Regions from separate parts of the Homo sapiens genome. Here all the other regions are linked to region 1. Evidence: chromatin loops called from intact Hi-C (ENCODE). Cell type or tissue: PC-3. All regions are shown on one strand. Region 1 overlaps SEMA5A (semaphorin 5A). Region 2 overlaps SEMA5A (semaphorin 5A). Region 3 overlaps SEMA5A (semaphorin 5A).

Region 1 (5,000 bases):
ACACATACATAAAAAGAGCCAATCTCTTTTTCTTTTCTCTATCTGATTTACTCTTGAGATCACAGCTCCATTTATCCTAACCGTAGTATGTCTGTGTGCAACACGGTCCAATGGATGCTGTACCTTGAAACAATGGGGGCTTTGTTGCATACCCAGGATTTATGCAGATATAAAATGGGTTTTCCATAAGCCTCTTCTTTTTTTTTTTTTTTTTTGTAGCTCTCTTTGTATGTTTGTCACATCCTGAAAGCTAATGATATTATAAGTTAGAGTGTGTCACTGGACCTGAGATTAACGTGCATATGGCTACTATAACAATGAAAATGAACACTGTTGACTCCTCAGATTTAACATAATTCTGTCTAGGCTGATGGAATACACTTATGCTGTATTGTAAATTAATATCTGATGTGTATCTCTATGTCTGTTTTTCCTTCTGTCAGTCACATAGAAGAGTGTCTTCTGTTTGGTAGGTACTTAATGAATATTTGTTAAATAAAGGAGATAATTAATGTATTTGCATAAAGCAAAACTTCTGTGAGTTGTTCCTTAGTACAGGTATTATTTGTATGTATTTACAGAAAAAAACTTACTGCAAACAGGAATCGTTGTGTCTTTTAAAATGTAGGTGTTTCAAACTCACTGCCTACTGTATCTAATCTTTGAATATTCAAGTAACCACAATATTACTGCTATATGTCTGCTGCTGAAATATATAATGCAGACAAAATATTGAATAGCCTAGAGTAGAAATATTTCTTTTCTCTACTGGGCTATCCTGAAATAGAAAAAGACAAAAGATGACAAAAATTAAATATTTTTAAAAGGGAGACTCAGGAAATGAGACTATGAATGTTGGGTTGAGATCTGAAATGTAGAATGCTTTAGCACTTGTTTTGACTATTGTAAAGATAGGTTTGGGTTAGTGGAAAAACATCTTTTGAATACAAGTGGACACGTGGCTTCTCAAATCAGTAGTGAGACTTGTTCTATAATCATGATACATGAAATAATAAAAATTTTCACTGAGAAATGAAAGAGAAGGCTTGATTAAGAGGTATTTGGTTCATTAGAATGGATCTAGAAGAATAAGGAAGTTGTGACCAGGTTAAACAAACAGCCTAATTTCAAACAGAAAAATGCGTCACTGTGAGAAATAAGAACCCACAGAGAGGAGGTACATTGATACTCTTATTTGTCTCTGATGGATTTTTTTTTTTAATTTCATGTCTGTCAAGTGATGAAATAGGCAAAGTCTAGCTGACCTAGTGAATAGGAGGACACTATGGGATGAATCTGGAGCATCCCATTCTAGTATAATCTGGAAAAGCCACTTTTCTCCATTCTATTCCTTTTCAAATTCTGTGCTATCCAATAATATGTATATATTCCTGCTGTCTTCTGGAATAAGTAAAGTTCCATTCTTAATATAAAATTTCCCTTTATCCTGTTCTCTATTCAGGTAGAAAGTGAACAGAAAAGCTGTACAATCATGGTCTTTAATTAATTCTGGATTTGAATATTATAGGCAAGCTAGTGAGGCTGTAATAAAATGCCTTAGGAAATTAATTTTTTTTCTTTCTAATCACTATCTTCAGAAAATCTGTAAGATTTGTCATATTTATTATTGGTCTAATAAACTTGTAAGAGCAGTTGCTATTTTTTGGTATGCTGGATAAAAATAATGAAATATTTTTTAAAACTCTCACATTCTTTCTTCTCTTATTTTCCCTTTCAATCTTTGGCCAATATTTATCTTGAAAATGCAAAGGCTATTTGGGCATTAGGTAGACTTGTGAAGCTGTTTGTTTGCCATTTCAGCCGCAGGATCTGAACAATTTTGATGGCATTTGGTAAATATTCTTCTTCCTTAGCCCTGGGACTAATCCTTCTCTTTATAGCTTTCATGTTTATAGAAGAGAACATTATTATTTAACTTTTAACAAAATCACTAGACCAATGAAAGCCACCGTGAATGACTCTTTATCTAAAGTATTTCACTGTATAGTTTTCCTAGTAATTGTGTAACACCAGTTCCTCTTGGTGATATGTAATACTGAAACCTCTGGCAATACACAATCAAAGTTATAATGAGTTTTACTCTGCTGAAAGAATATATCATATTCTTTCAGTCCTCAATACTGTTTTAATCAATCCTCAATACTGTTTTAAGTTTAAGTAAAGGCCAAGACGTGGATATCTACTTAAATACAAAAAAACTGAGTAATATTTTGTAAAGAGATCTAAGAAAGGAATATACTAAAGGTCAAATCAGATGAACAACAACACATTTATTTTCATTTATTTTATCTGTACTTCATGGGGATATAGTTATGCAACTGTATGGGAGGCTGTTTTCTCTGGAGGTGTCATTGCTTTTCATGAAAATATTTGTCATCCTGGTATGGAATTCAAATCATGTGTTTGCATCAGATGCTGATTAGCTATGACTGTATTGTTACCATCAAACATTATGAACAGGGAAACAGCACAGAAGGAATTAACAAATTCTCTTATCAGATGTTGACACTGACAAAAATCTTCAAGTCTGCACAAGGGAAAACAGTTATAGCATTGTTTTGGTTTCAAAGACACTGAAGTGGTTCTTTCTAGAATACTTTTCTTATGGACTCATATTTGCCAAGTAACATAAATTATACAAGATGCAGTGTTGTATGATTTAATCTCTGTTATGTAACATTCTTTGGAAGGCAGAAGATATTAGAGAATGGTGTTAGCCTGACTTTGTTATTCTCCCAAGTTTGGATAATTAGAAAGAAAACATTTCTTACTAAAAAATAAGGGTGAAGCCATTATTTTCCTTCATATGATTTGACACTAGGTTGCTTTTGGTTTAGTTTATTATTTGACATTAGTCCAAATTAACAGAAAAAAGTCTCTATCTCAAAATGTCTTTCTGTTAATGATTGAATTACCGCACATCCCTGTTCCTTCAGAAATCCAATTTTAATAGTAAAATAGAAAATAATAATTCTGATAACAGGTATGGAGAATGAAAAAAATATTTTTACCCTATAAAAGTTCACACTCTATACAATGATAGAAAAGAGAAAAAAAAAAAGCCCAGGTGCCTCAATTTGCGCAAAAAACTATTCACGAGAGCTAGGCCATGGATGCCTGTAGGCATCCTTTCTGTAAAGCAAGCCCTGTCTGTTTTCTTCACTAATCACACATTTCATTTGTGAGTTAGCATCAGACGTGGAAGCACACATAGCAAATTAATCAGCATAAGTGAGATTTGGAAATTCTGAGAAAAAATATTTAAAAGCTGTGGCTCTAAACATTTAGTCAGAGCTAATAATAGTATGAAAATGACTGCTACTGGGGAAAAATCCTAGCTATGTTCTTTGCATGAGCTATCTATTGATTGATTATCATTTACAGGTATATCTTGGTAGTAAGGATATGCAAAATCATCCTTCATTATCTATGAATATTGATAAATGACATATTATTTGAATAAAATAAAAATGTTAAAATTAATATTTAAATTATCTTGTCTCAAGGCCTCTCCCTTAAGCCTCGTCTGGGTCTATTCCATAGTTTCACTGAAGTGATCATTTCTACCATCAGTGCTATAGTCACCAACTCATTGTTCCTTTCTAACAGTGACTAGATCTAAGCATCCCATCATTACTACCCAAAAGCAAATAGTAAGGGGGAAGGTCCTTATGCTTCAATATTAGAGCTAAATCTAAGCCCATGACTAAATTTCATGTATTTGGTGTAAATTCTATGAGTATGAAAATGTTGGTGCCAGGATGCAGCCATATTTCCTAATCTGGTTACCAGTGCCTTGTTACCTTGTTTATATTTTCCCTTTTATTTAGTCAAAACCATGACTGCTATTGTTTTGGTGTTTTCTACAGGCTGTGGAATGGGAGTGTGATGAAGCTACCAAAAAGGCCTGTTACAGCAAAGGCAAATCAAAGGTAAGAAGAATGCAATTATGAGCAGCCATCACCCTGTCTTGAAGGACTCTACACTATATAAAGCATGTTGATATGAAGAGTATTCCTGATTACGGTGCCATGTAAAGTGAAAAAAGCAAGATTCAAAATATGTATACGGTATATTCTCAAGTTTTTAATACTAAATTAAAATTAACCCCAGCAATCAATCATTTCCAAAAAGGATTCAGAACATAAGAAGATCAGAGCTAATTTGCCCTTTCTGTCATTAGACTAAGATAAGAAATTAATTGATTGATAGCGCTGGAAAAAATATGGGCCTGAATTTTTAAGATATTTTAAATTCCTCCTTTCTTACTTTACAGCTAAATCTAGAAAGTAATGATATGACAAATAAATTTATTACATAAAATATTATTTGTGATAGATTCTTTATCTTAACATATTCTTTATAATAAACTCTCTTTTCATACGAAAATCTACATCCCATGTTCCTATAGAATGTGCAGTTTATAGCTAAGGTTGGAAATGTGTTTCTTGAGCAATTGTACATGTTGCAGGCTTCTTTCAAATGTTTCTCTGGCTCAAAAAGATGCGTGATTCTTTGCCTTTCCAGGAAGACTATGTGTCTTTGAGAAAATTATTCATGATCAACTTGAGGAAATTCTTCTGCAGCTTGTGAACAGGCTCACTGTGTATTATTCTGTTAGTGATCTTCTTACTTTATATTGGAGCACAGACTTCCAATGGTGAATTATGCTTTGGGTTACAGAAGACAGCAGTTATACACAGAGTAGAAAAGAGGGCTTGCTATGCAAAGTTGGTCCTAGGACCAATAGTTTGGGGAAAAAAATATAGCAAATGCAGAGAGCACTGGCAAAAGATCCTCCCCCTTCTGTATTTATAAAAGAGTGTTATGTACCTTTTTTTTACCCAATTTCATTGTCTGCTTCCCTGCCCTTTAACTGAATCGCTGTGGGAGTCAGACACTGAGGCAAGTGTCAGCCAGCTTAGTTATGGGGTTTCCCAACCCTGAATAAAGGAGTAGGAAGAAGAGAAGGAGGAAAA
Region 2 (5,000 bases), 110 kb before region 1:
TGAGTGGCATTTGTCTAGTTTCTAGCCACATGCCTATTATAACTCATGTAAAGAAGTTTCAAGCTTGATCCTAGGAAGGAATTTACCCTTTGTAAAAGCTAAAGATTGCTGCCTAAGAGATTCTGATGCTATTGGAGGGAACTGGATCTCTTCCTAGATAAGCAGGTACCATAATGCCCTGATAAAGTGAGACAGTGATTTCTATATATTTCTGACTCTTCCAAACTAACACATCTGTGTCCAGGGATATTTATACAGGTTTTATTATTGTGTTTACTGTGCTTATCATCACAAGAGGGAGAAGCTTTGAGTTGGTGGTCTCCAGTACCACTGTCAGGTTCAATGATTTTCTAGAAGGACTCACAGAACTCAGAAAAGCATTTATACTTGCAGTTAGGGTTGATTACAGTGATGGGGTAGATGTAGATTAAAGTTAGCACCCATAAAAGGCATGTGGGGCAAAGCTTAGGAAAGACTGTGTATAAATCCTGAGCTCAGAAAAGCTTGGGAAAGATTGTTCTCTCCCGGTGCAGTCATAAGGACAGCACTGTATTCTCCCAGAAATGACATTTGGCAAAATGAATGGAATATTGCCAACCAAAGAAATGCAATGTAGCCTTGGTGTCCAGGGATTTATTGAGGGTTGATCACAAAAGCATGGAATGCTTGCATGGCTGACCTTAGTTACTCAGACTCCAGCCCTTCCTGAAGTCAACCAGATGCAGCCTGGCCACAGGTCCCCACTGTAAACTGCATTGTTAGTGTAGACTATCTGGCATGGATCAAAGATCTCAGGTCAAGAGAGAGAGACACTCCTATCAGGCAGAATATTGTAAGGGCTTAGATATTATTTCCCAGCAGCCAGTCAAAGACCAGACACTCTCTTGGAACATGCTTGGCTTGAATACCGCAGACCTGCTGAGTCAACCCATTATTAAACTACTCACTTATGAATACGGTTCCCGAGAAAAAAGTTCTGCCTGTGAGATTCCAACCTAAATCAACCAAATTCCAAGGACTGTGTTACTTTCATCAGTATATTTGGTAAATGCAGGGTAGTTTTGTTGGAATCAGTGCCTGATTAGGTTGCGCTGACCTCTATGGCAGCTGGTTCTAAGAAGACAAGTTAATTTGTTTTTCCATCCAACAAAGGCTCCATGTTACCAAGGAAGCCTGTTCTTAATATCTTGGGTATGTGCTGTCCAATCGTGTAGCCACTCTCCAGGTATGGCTTCAAAGTACTTGAAAGGTGTCCAGTGCAGTAAGTGTAAGGATTTCGAAGACTTAGAATACACATACACAAAGATACCTCAATGAATTTTATTTTGATAGCATGTTTTTTTTTTGTTTGTTTGTTTGTTTTGTTTTTTTGAGATGGAATCTTGCTCAGTTGCCCGGGCTGGAGTGCAGTGGCGCAATCTCGGCACACTGCAACCTCTGCCTCCTGGGTTCAAGCAATTCTCCTGCCTCAGCTTCCCGAGTAGCTGGGATTACAGGTGCATGCCACCATGCCTGACTAATTTTTTTGTATTTTTAGTGGGGACAGGGATTCACTGTGTTAGCCAGGATGGTCTTGATCTCCTGACCTCAAGTGAACCACCCTCCTCAGCCTCCCAAAATGCTGGGATTACAGACGTGAGCCACCGTGCCCAACCCTCTTTAACAGCATTTTAACATGGCTACTGGGACATACAAAATTACATGTGCAGCTTACATTACATTTTCATTGGATGGTGCTGCTTTAGAGCATTTATCATCTTTATGCTTTTCCCTGGGATCAGATAGTATTTATCTTCTTCAGTTTAACTCTCTTTTGTGTGTATCTCATCTTCTTAGCTAAATTATAAATGTCTTGAAGGCAGAGGTCTGTCTTATATAACTTTGTATTCCAGGCAGTACCTACAGTTGGTTCTTCTATGTAGCAGGTACTCAATAAATAAATATTACTTGACTACGTACATGAATTATTGTGCTGCCCCAGTATTTTTGGTGCACATCCACCTAATGCTTAACCCTAAAGTTCCTGGAAAAACCTTGGTCTGACTTGGCAAATATGTTCTAGTTCCGATGTGTAGATAGAATCTGTACTTCGGCAAAGAGGCCACCTTGGGACTTATTAGACCTCTCTTCAAGCAAGAAGCCTTCCTTGCATGACCCTGTCTTGTCTCCTGAGTTCCACAGCTTTCTTCTTCCCTTGAATCCTAAGGTCTGAAGAAGTAGTGGCTTAGATTAGAAGCTAAAGATTTTCCTATAGTGAGGAGGCAGACAGGAAACTTACGTGTGAATTGTGAGAATGTGACAGAAAGAGATTTTCCTTAAGCAAATGATTTATTGTCTTAAAGCTGAGGTCTGGCAAATTCTGAATATGTAGCAGAACTATTCTGGATATTTTAAAACCACACACCCTAAGGCTCTAAGAAATCTCTGGCACGTTCCTCTGCAATCTCTGTCGTTATCTGGTGGCGAATGGCTTTCTTTGCTGTCAGTCTTCTGGCTATCACTGTTTACACAGCCAGCACTTTGGCCACTTCTGGAATAATCTAAGTGCCTATTGAATAGAAATTGTTCATTTTTGTAATTTTAGTCATATTAACATCATTTGTAATTCTAAAGTTATAAATCTAAGGGAAATTACTTTTTGTTGTTCTTTGTCACAACATGGAGATTTTGCAATTAGATTTTATAGCCTAAAATCATATGCTGCAGGTCAGGAGTCAAAATGAAAACCCTTCTGCACTGGGCAAAGTTTCCTATGGGTGACTCAAAGTACTTTGAAGCCACGTAAAGTTGAAGGGAGGGGCAGGCTGGGCACCAACTTCATAGCCTGAAGGACAAAGTTAATCACAGTCCAGGAATTTGAGGGTCATGCTTAGTTTGTGTTATAATATATGAATTTGCATAATCTTATAAATTTAAAAAAAATCTGTCTTTCCTGATGGATGAGTAGAAATTGCTTCTTCTAGGAGTTATCTAGCAATAAAACCCAGGCACTTATCAGCTTGTTTCTTATCCTAATTAATTGCTTCAGATGGTTTAATGAAATAGGAATTTACCAAGATCTTGAAAGTTATAAACAAAAGGGAAGGCAACTCTAGCCTGTGAGGCAGATTTTGAACTCAGATTACAGACAACTTTTCACTAGTGTCTCTTTGCACTTGCCAGGTGGGTCTGAGGCAACCCTTGAATGACTCGGAACTCCTTGGGCTGGAGTAGCCAGACCCTCACCTAACACTGGCATTTAGATCCTGAGATTTGACAAGTTATTTGTGGTATGGCCTGAAAATCATGCAAAGAATTGAAAACGTGGGGTAACAGTGGAATTTATTAATCCCACCCCTGTTTCAGAAAGGTAGTGCATTTCAATTGGTTACAAGATGGTAATTGGTTCCAGTGAAATTTTGCTTCCTAAGATTTCTCTCAAAATACCAAGGAAAAATATGTTTAGTTGTTCAGTATTATCTTGTGACGACGATCTAGCTTAGAGAAACGGTAGGTCTGGAAAGTCACACAGGAGTCCCTTCTGGACATGAAGCCTGTCTGCCGCCTGCCCCAGCAGCCTTGATCACCAGCTGCCTCTCCATGCAGGTCCCTGCTCCTGCCCTCACTGAAACAGTGCACGCATTTTTTCCTACAATCACAGGTTGGTGGTTAGTATTTAATGCTGATTTACATTATGGATACATTTTATGCCATAGATTCCAGGATGTAAAAAAAAAAGAAAAGAAAAAAATGTGTGACACAAGCTTGTAGTTTTCAAATGGTGTTTGAAGGAAGACCCAATCAGGAACTCATCGAGTAAAAAGGAGCTATCACAGCTTTTTGGTTTCTGAGACATCCACCAGGAAGCCTGCCCAAGATGAAACAGTGAACTTCACAAGAATCCAAATCCAGAGTGTAGACCTTTTGCAAAAGTTGTAGTTTGTGAATATTTTTCTACAATGAACATGTGAGAAATGGGTTAGGTATACTATGTGTTAATGCAACAAAATCATATGAAGACTTGATAGAACACTTGACTCACTTTCAACAGACTGCAATAGAAACCAGAAAAGATTCGAAAAAGCACTGCTTGCATTTTTAAAATGCTGTGTTTTCAGTGTCATATTTACAAAGGAAAATGCAAATGAAAGATGCTTTATGCTTCCTGCTATTTTGGGTCTTTTTTCGTGATACGAAATGTTTTAATTTCTCTAATTGGTTATTATTAAATATTTTTGTTTTTTAAAAGTTCTATAAATGGGACAGACTCATTTCCTGTAGACATTTTTTGAGATAATTTTTTTCTTTCTACTGTAGTCTATTAAGTGTCTATAATATCTATTTGAATACACTTAGGCAAATACATATATATATATATACACACACACACACACACACACATATATATATACACAATGACCACATTGATGCCTATATTTATATATCTATGTGTGTATGAAGCCAGATATTTCCCTGACCCCTTCCCAGGACTTGTGATAGGGATGCCTCATTTACTCAGCCCTCAGCTCTCAACTCCTGTGGGAGGGAGTGTGCAAACGAGGCCGGAAATGGAGTGCACACACGCTGGAACCAGCTGGCCACTTTGGCACTAGCAGGGGTGAGTTCCACTGACTCAGACCCTCCGTGTTCCACCCCATGCTGGAGGGAGCATACAGGTGAGCAGATGCAGGAGCCAGGGTGAGCAATTTTGGATGCTGGCAGGAGCCAACTCCCTGTAGGCCCCGCACCAACATCTAGTGGGGAACCTGTGACCCCTGAAACCCCAGAGGGCATATTACAGTGCTCTTTTAGCTCTGCTGCCTGCAGATAGCTTAAATGTTAACAGCTCAGCAGGCCCTTTTGTGTCTGCCCCCATGGTTTCCAAGCTCTTGTCTGGTGTCCAGGAAAAATGAGGTTACATGAGCGAACTGAAGGGTGGTAAATGTGGAGGTAAATGGTGATAAATGCCAATGAAAGTGGGTCTCAGTGGAAGGGGAGCTGGAAAGGGGATGGGGCAGGAA
Region 3 (5,000 bases), 86 kb before region 1:
TGAATACTGAAGATAACCTAGAAAATTAATTGTATATGGAGATAATTTAAAGCATGAATAGTCCTAGGAAATCACAGGTTAAAGGAACCATAGAAATATTCAGTTGGCATTTTTTTTCAAATGAAAAATTATCTCTGTTAACTGAAAAACAGAAAGGAACAAATCAGATACCCAGAGGACCCACAAAGGCAAAAGTCGCGAGTTAAATTTAGAGCAATAAATCATCATCTGTAATCCTCACAGCACTTAGAGATTTGCAAGTAATAATTAAAGCATAATAAAATGTAAACTATTAGTGTAATTATTAACAATATTGATTAATAACTTTTACCCTAAATATATTTGTGGGAAAATATTTTCCTGATTTTATATCTCTAAGATTTGCTGGCGGCATTGTTTAGTTACTGCATGCCATTAAAATGTATCTTTGTTATTTCATTCTACTTGCTAAATAATAAGAGACTATCCATCTATTTTTGCACCTTTTAATCTTGGTATTTAAATATATAAGAATGCTATTAAAATGGTTTGATCTCAGTTTTAGTGTGTTCTTTGAAATTTATTTCTAATAACCAAGACTTTTAAGGAGCTCAAAATGCTCTTTCTGGGATAGGGAATGAAAGAAGTTAATATGATTCTGGGAGAATGGGTACCAGACACACGTAACAGTATTAACAGCAACAAAAATTAAATTACAGTTATCTTGAAATTTGCATAGCCCGAAGAATACATATTTACTATTTTTGAGGAGGGTAGAGAAAATTCTGACTGAGGAGATAGCTAATCACATGACCATATTATAAATTTGTCACCATATTTTAAAATATTTTAGAAAAAAACTCACAAAAGAATTAAAAACTGTGATTTAAATGTGATCTAACTATTTAAATATAATGTGATACTATTTGGAAAGGCTTTGTAATTTTGAAATTTAATTATCTTCTGAGAAACCCATGAAAAAAATACATGAAGCAGACATTTTTTAGGATAGTTATAACCACAAAATAAAAAGTCTCCTAGAATTTACTTAGAGTCGACCAGCATAATGAAAAGTCTTGGAAATCACAATTATAGACATGCTGGTGAATTGGTGAATTATATGAGTTGGTTACATGATTAAATTAAATCATTATATTTAAATTTACTGATATGATCACGATATTAAATATTTACACTTAGATAATCAAACTAATTTTACAACACTTTATGTTTTAAAGGATATAGTTACTATTTTTCCTTATTTTATTTATTTATTGAGACTCGCTCTGTAGCCCAGGCTGGAGTGCAGTGGCAGGATCTCTGCTCAGTGCAACCTCCACCTTGCACATTCAGGGATTCTCGTGCCTCAGCCTCCCAGGTAGATAGGATTACAGTTGTGCACCACTACGCCCAGCTAATTTTTTTGTATATTTAGTAGGGGTAGGTTCCCGCCATGTTGGCCAGGCTAGTCTCGAACTACTGACCTCAGGTGATCTGTCTGCTTCGGCCTCCCTCATGCCTGTAATCCCAGCACTTTGGGAGGCCCAGGCAGGGGGATCACCTGAGGTCAGGAGTTCAAGACCAGCCTGGCCAACACAGCGAAACCCCATCTCTACTAAAAACACACAAAAAATTAGCTGGGCATGGTGGCGCGCACCTGTAATCTCAGCTACCCTGGAGGCTGAGGCACAAGAATTGCTGAATGCCTGCGATGGAGGTTGCAGTGAGCCGAGATGCTGCCACTGCACATCCAGCCTGGGCAACAGAGCGAGACTCCATCTCAAACATAACTTGTTATCTTCAAAAGTCTACCAGTGCAATTGAAAATGTGCGTATCATGTAGGATGTCACTATACTTGAAAAGTTCTGTGCCAGTTAGATGTTGACAGCAGTGAGGATGGAAGGAAACTTGCAGTGAGGAAAGTATTGTGTGCAGGAAGCTGGTGCAGGGACAGGAGAGACTGGTCAGCTCTCAGCCTTCCCCAACTGGCTCATGGGCAGTGTCTGTTTTGTCTTTGGATTGTTTCGTGATCAGCCTTGGTCTAAACTTTTATTAATCAGCAACAAACGTTTCTGTCAACATTGTTAAAATGTCTTTATACATTTTATCGGCTTCTGCCTTCATTTGCTCTAGTACAAAATACAAATCTACCTTCCTTAATTCTTCTTTTCTCAGTTGTAAGCAAACCTCTAACTCATACGTTCAATAGGAACTTGTAATTTTTTCTTTGATTTTATAGTCATATTCATCAGAGGCCAATTGAGTTATTCTAAGAGAATGTCCTTTTAAAACACCTGTGTCTTTCATAATTTATGGAGGTCAAAGTTAAGTTTTATAGTGTCTCTAGATGAAATGAGTCATTTAGTTAATATGCTCATGATGGCTCAACCTTTTCTTTAATGCCGGCTGCATTTTACTACTTTACATGAAGATACAAATGAACTTCATCTATTAAGGTCCCCACTGCTCCCTCCGAGAATATATTGTTATGCTTAGTGATTTGTTTCTAATAGGCCACTGGGGGAAGTGATGGGACCCAGGAATGAGTTATTCAATCCTAGAGTCAGTAAGCAAGAAACTTTGGTGAAGACGTAGAAAACGCACTCAGGTGTCTAGTGGGGAAACGAAGAATGGGCTTCAATATTGTGATTTTGCATCTGCCAAACTTAATAGCTTTGTGATTTGAATTATTCAGCCCATTGGATCTGTGTACTCCTCATATGTTATTACTCCTAAAAGGAATCTGGTTTATTGCACGTGAATGTGCAATGTCAAATTTTATTCCATGGCATTTGAGAAAAAAAAAAAAAAGTAGATCCATACCACAGGCAGAAAAAACTCATGTTTTTATTTGCTATAGCCATAACACTGAACTGTTACACTTTGGCAAACTCTTGCTTTTCATTTTGGTAATGACAGGAGAAAAATAGAAGTATAGAATCATTCCTCCAAGCTATACAACTAATGCATTCAAAGAATCTAATCTCTTAACCTCTTGCACCACTGCCTTTTTCCCTGAAGAATGGCAATATTCCTTATTACTACCTATTTACATCTAGGGGTGTTATGAAGATTAATGAGATCACTTAAATGCTTTGGGTTGCTCAAAGCATTGCCCTGTTAGGGAGACTGACCCTACTTGCAACATTTGGTTAGCATTTCCAGTTGGCCAGGGGCCAGAAGCATTATTCCTTCATGTTGGAAAGGCTGGTGGCCTTTCTCATGAACCTCACGCATATTGTTTTCCCTCCTCTGTGCTCACACAATTGCAAGATAAAGTGGTTGCCTCTTCTGTAATACCTTGGAGGACAGCCACTTGCAGGGTTCTGTAGATCTTACTTTAGTTTGTGAGTGGCCCAACACCTGGGAATATCAATTTTTTATCCCCTTTAGAAGGTTTTCTCTCTTTTTGTAACCTTTAACTTTGTAGGTCATTGACCTAAACTGTGATGGATCAAGCTGTCTTGAGAGATTTCAAGTCCCTCATGTTGCCAGCTGGCTTGGAATTTTTCCTACAGCAAAAATGCATTTGGAGTTGTATGTGGGGCCAAATAGTTCAAGGAAAGAGATTTGAGAATAGCAGAATCCACACTGTGTTTTATCAGATTCTTAGGTTCTTGGGATGTGATTAGGGAATTCCACAAATGTTTTACTTATGGTTCACCTTTTAAAATATTGTTTAGGCCAGGCACGGTGGCTCACGCCTGTAATCCCAGCACTTTGGGAGGCTGATGTGGGTGGATCATGAGGTCAGGAGATAGAGACCATCCTGGCTAACACGGTGAAACCCCGTCTCTACTAAAAATACAAAAAATTAGCCAGGTGTGGTGGCGGGCGCCTGTAGTCCCAGCTACTCGGGAGGCTGAGGCAGGAGAATGGCGTGAACCCAGGAGGCAGAGCTTGCAGTGAGCCAAGATAGCACCACTGCGCTCTGGCCTGGGCGGAAGAGCGAGACTCCATCTCAAAAAAAAAAAATAAAATAAAATATTGTTTAAAATAGCTGAAAATTGTAATAAGGTGAATACTAAACTGTTTGTGTAGTGAGGTATTTGACTACTTGGGTTTTCCATGGACCATAGTCATTTATTAAACTAATATTTAGGCCAGGCGTGGTGGCTCACACCTGTAATCCCAGCACTTTGGGAGGATCACTTGAGGTCAGGAGTTCAAGACCAGCCTGGCTAACATGGTGAAACCCTGTCTCTACCAGAAATATAAAAATTAGTCAGGCGTGGTGGCATGTCAGTGTAATCCTGGCTACTGGGGAGGCTGAGGCAGGAGAATTGCATGAACCCAGGAAGTGGAGGTTGCAGTGAGTCGAGATCATGCCATTGCACTCCAGCCTGGGCGAAGAAGCAAGACTCCATCTCAGAAAAAAAAAAAAAAAAAAAAGGAAAAAAAGAAACATTTAAAAGCACCTACCAACTCTGTGCCTTAAAAATCAAACAAATAAAAAATCAACAAAAATATAACCAATCAACTGGCATGAATATACACATTAAATAGATGTTGATCTGTGTAAGATGATAAATAGTTCTGATAAGTGGAGTTTTAATTTTTTTAAGAAAGCTTCATCAACTGATTTTATTAACAAATACATAAGTACTTATTACATCAATTTATACTATTAAAGAATTATTGTATCTATTTTATATGTTGAGATTTCTTTTAAGATTATTTTGAAATAAGTTACTCAGTTGTGAAAAATAACACATGAAAAACACTTCTCAGGAAATGATTTAAATTTGCCATAATAAAAATACTTTTGTTGAATGGCCATTTATTCGTAGAACTTAGTTAGGCAATGTGTATATCTAAACATGGTCACAGTCTTTTGGGAATTTGTATTATTTAAATACATTGAGATAATTGTATAGTTTATCTCTTTCATTTTATAAGTTAAGAAATAGGGATATTCTTAGAATTAGGTATGGGCAGGGAGTTGTTCAGGCAAAATAAAAAGAGAGAAAAGAGGTGCCATTTAAACAGCCAGACCCGTAGGCTCAAACTGTTCTCCTCA

The links. A loop is a pair of places that touch in the nucleus more often than their neighbours do. Peaks named below come from ENCODE experiments on the same cell type or tissue, not always from the same donor. Only the 100,000 strongest peaks of a DNase experiment are listed, where the experiment ranks them.
Region 2: a loop joins it to region 1, with 4 times the contacts of the local background. A loop is called at or near these places in 3 of 110 quality-filtered maps.
Region 3: it touches region 1 in a loop (4-fold over the local background); 3 of 110 quality-filtered maps call a loop at or near these places.

The regions. Positions count from the first base shown.
Region 1 is chr5:9,236,781-9,241,780 of GRCh38, reverse strand. It overlaps SEMA5A (semaphorin 5A), which reads left to right. Exons shown (of 23, transcript NM_003966.3): 6 at 3,891-3,953. Among named protein-coding and RNA genes, the nearest start is that of MIR4636, 190 kb to the right of the region's middle. In PC-3, no CTCF peak of the experiment used is centred here; DNase peaks (open chromatin) are centred at 1,910 and 2,460; H3K4me3 peaks cover 1,308 bases; H3K27ac peaks cover 2,172 bases.
Region 2 is chr5:9,346,273-9,351,272 of GRCh38, reverse strand. The region is part of intron 3 of SEMA5A (semaphorin 5A); the gene reads left to right. Among named protein-coding and RNA genes, the nearest start is that of SEMA5A-AS1, 160 kb to the left of the region's middle. In PC-3, no CTCF peak of the experiment used is centred here; DNase peaks (open chromatin) are centred at 802, 2,322, 2,742 and 3,112; H3K4me3 peaks cover 787 bases; H3K27ac peaks cover 1,452 bases.
Region 3 is chr5:9,323,030-9,328,029 of GRCh38, reverse strand. The region is part of intron 4 of SEMA5A (semaphorin 5A); the gene reads left to right. Among named protein-coding and RNA genes, the nearest start is that of SEMA5A-AS1, 190 kb to the left of the region's middle. In PC-3, no CTCF peak of the experiment used is centred here; a DNase peak (open chromatin) is centred at 2,299; H3K27ac peaks cover 560 bases.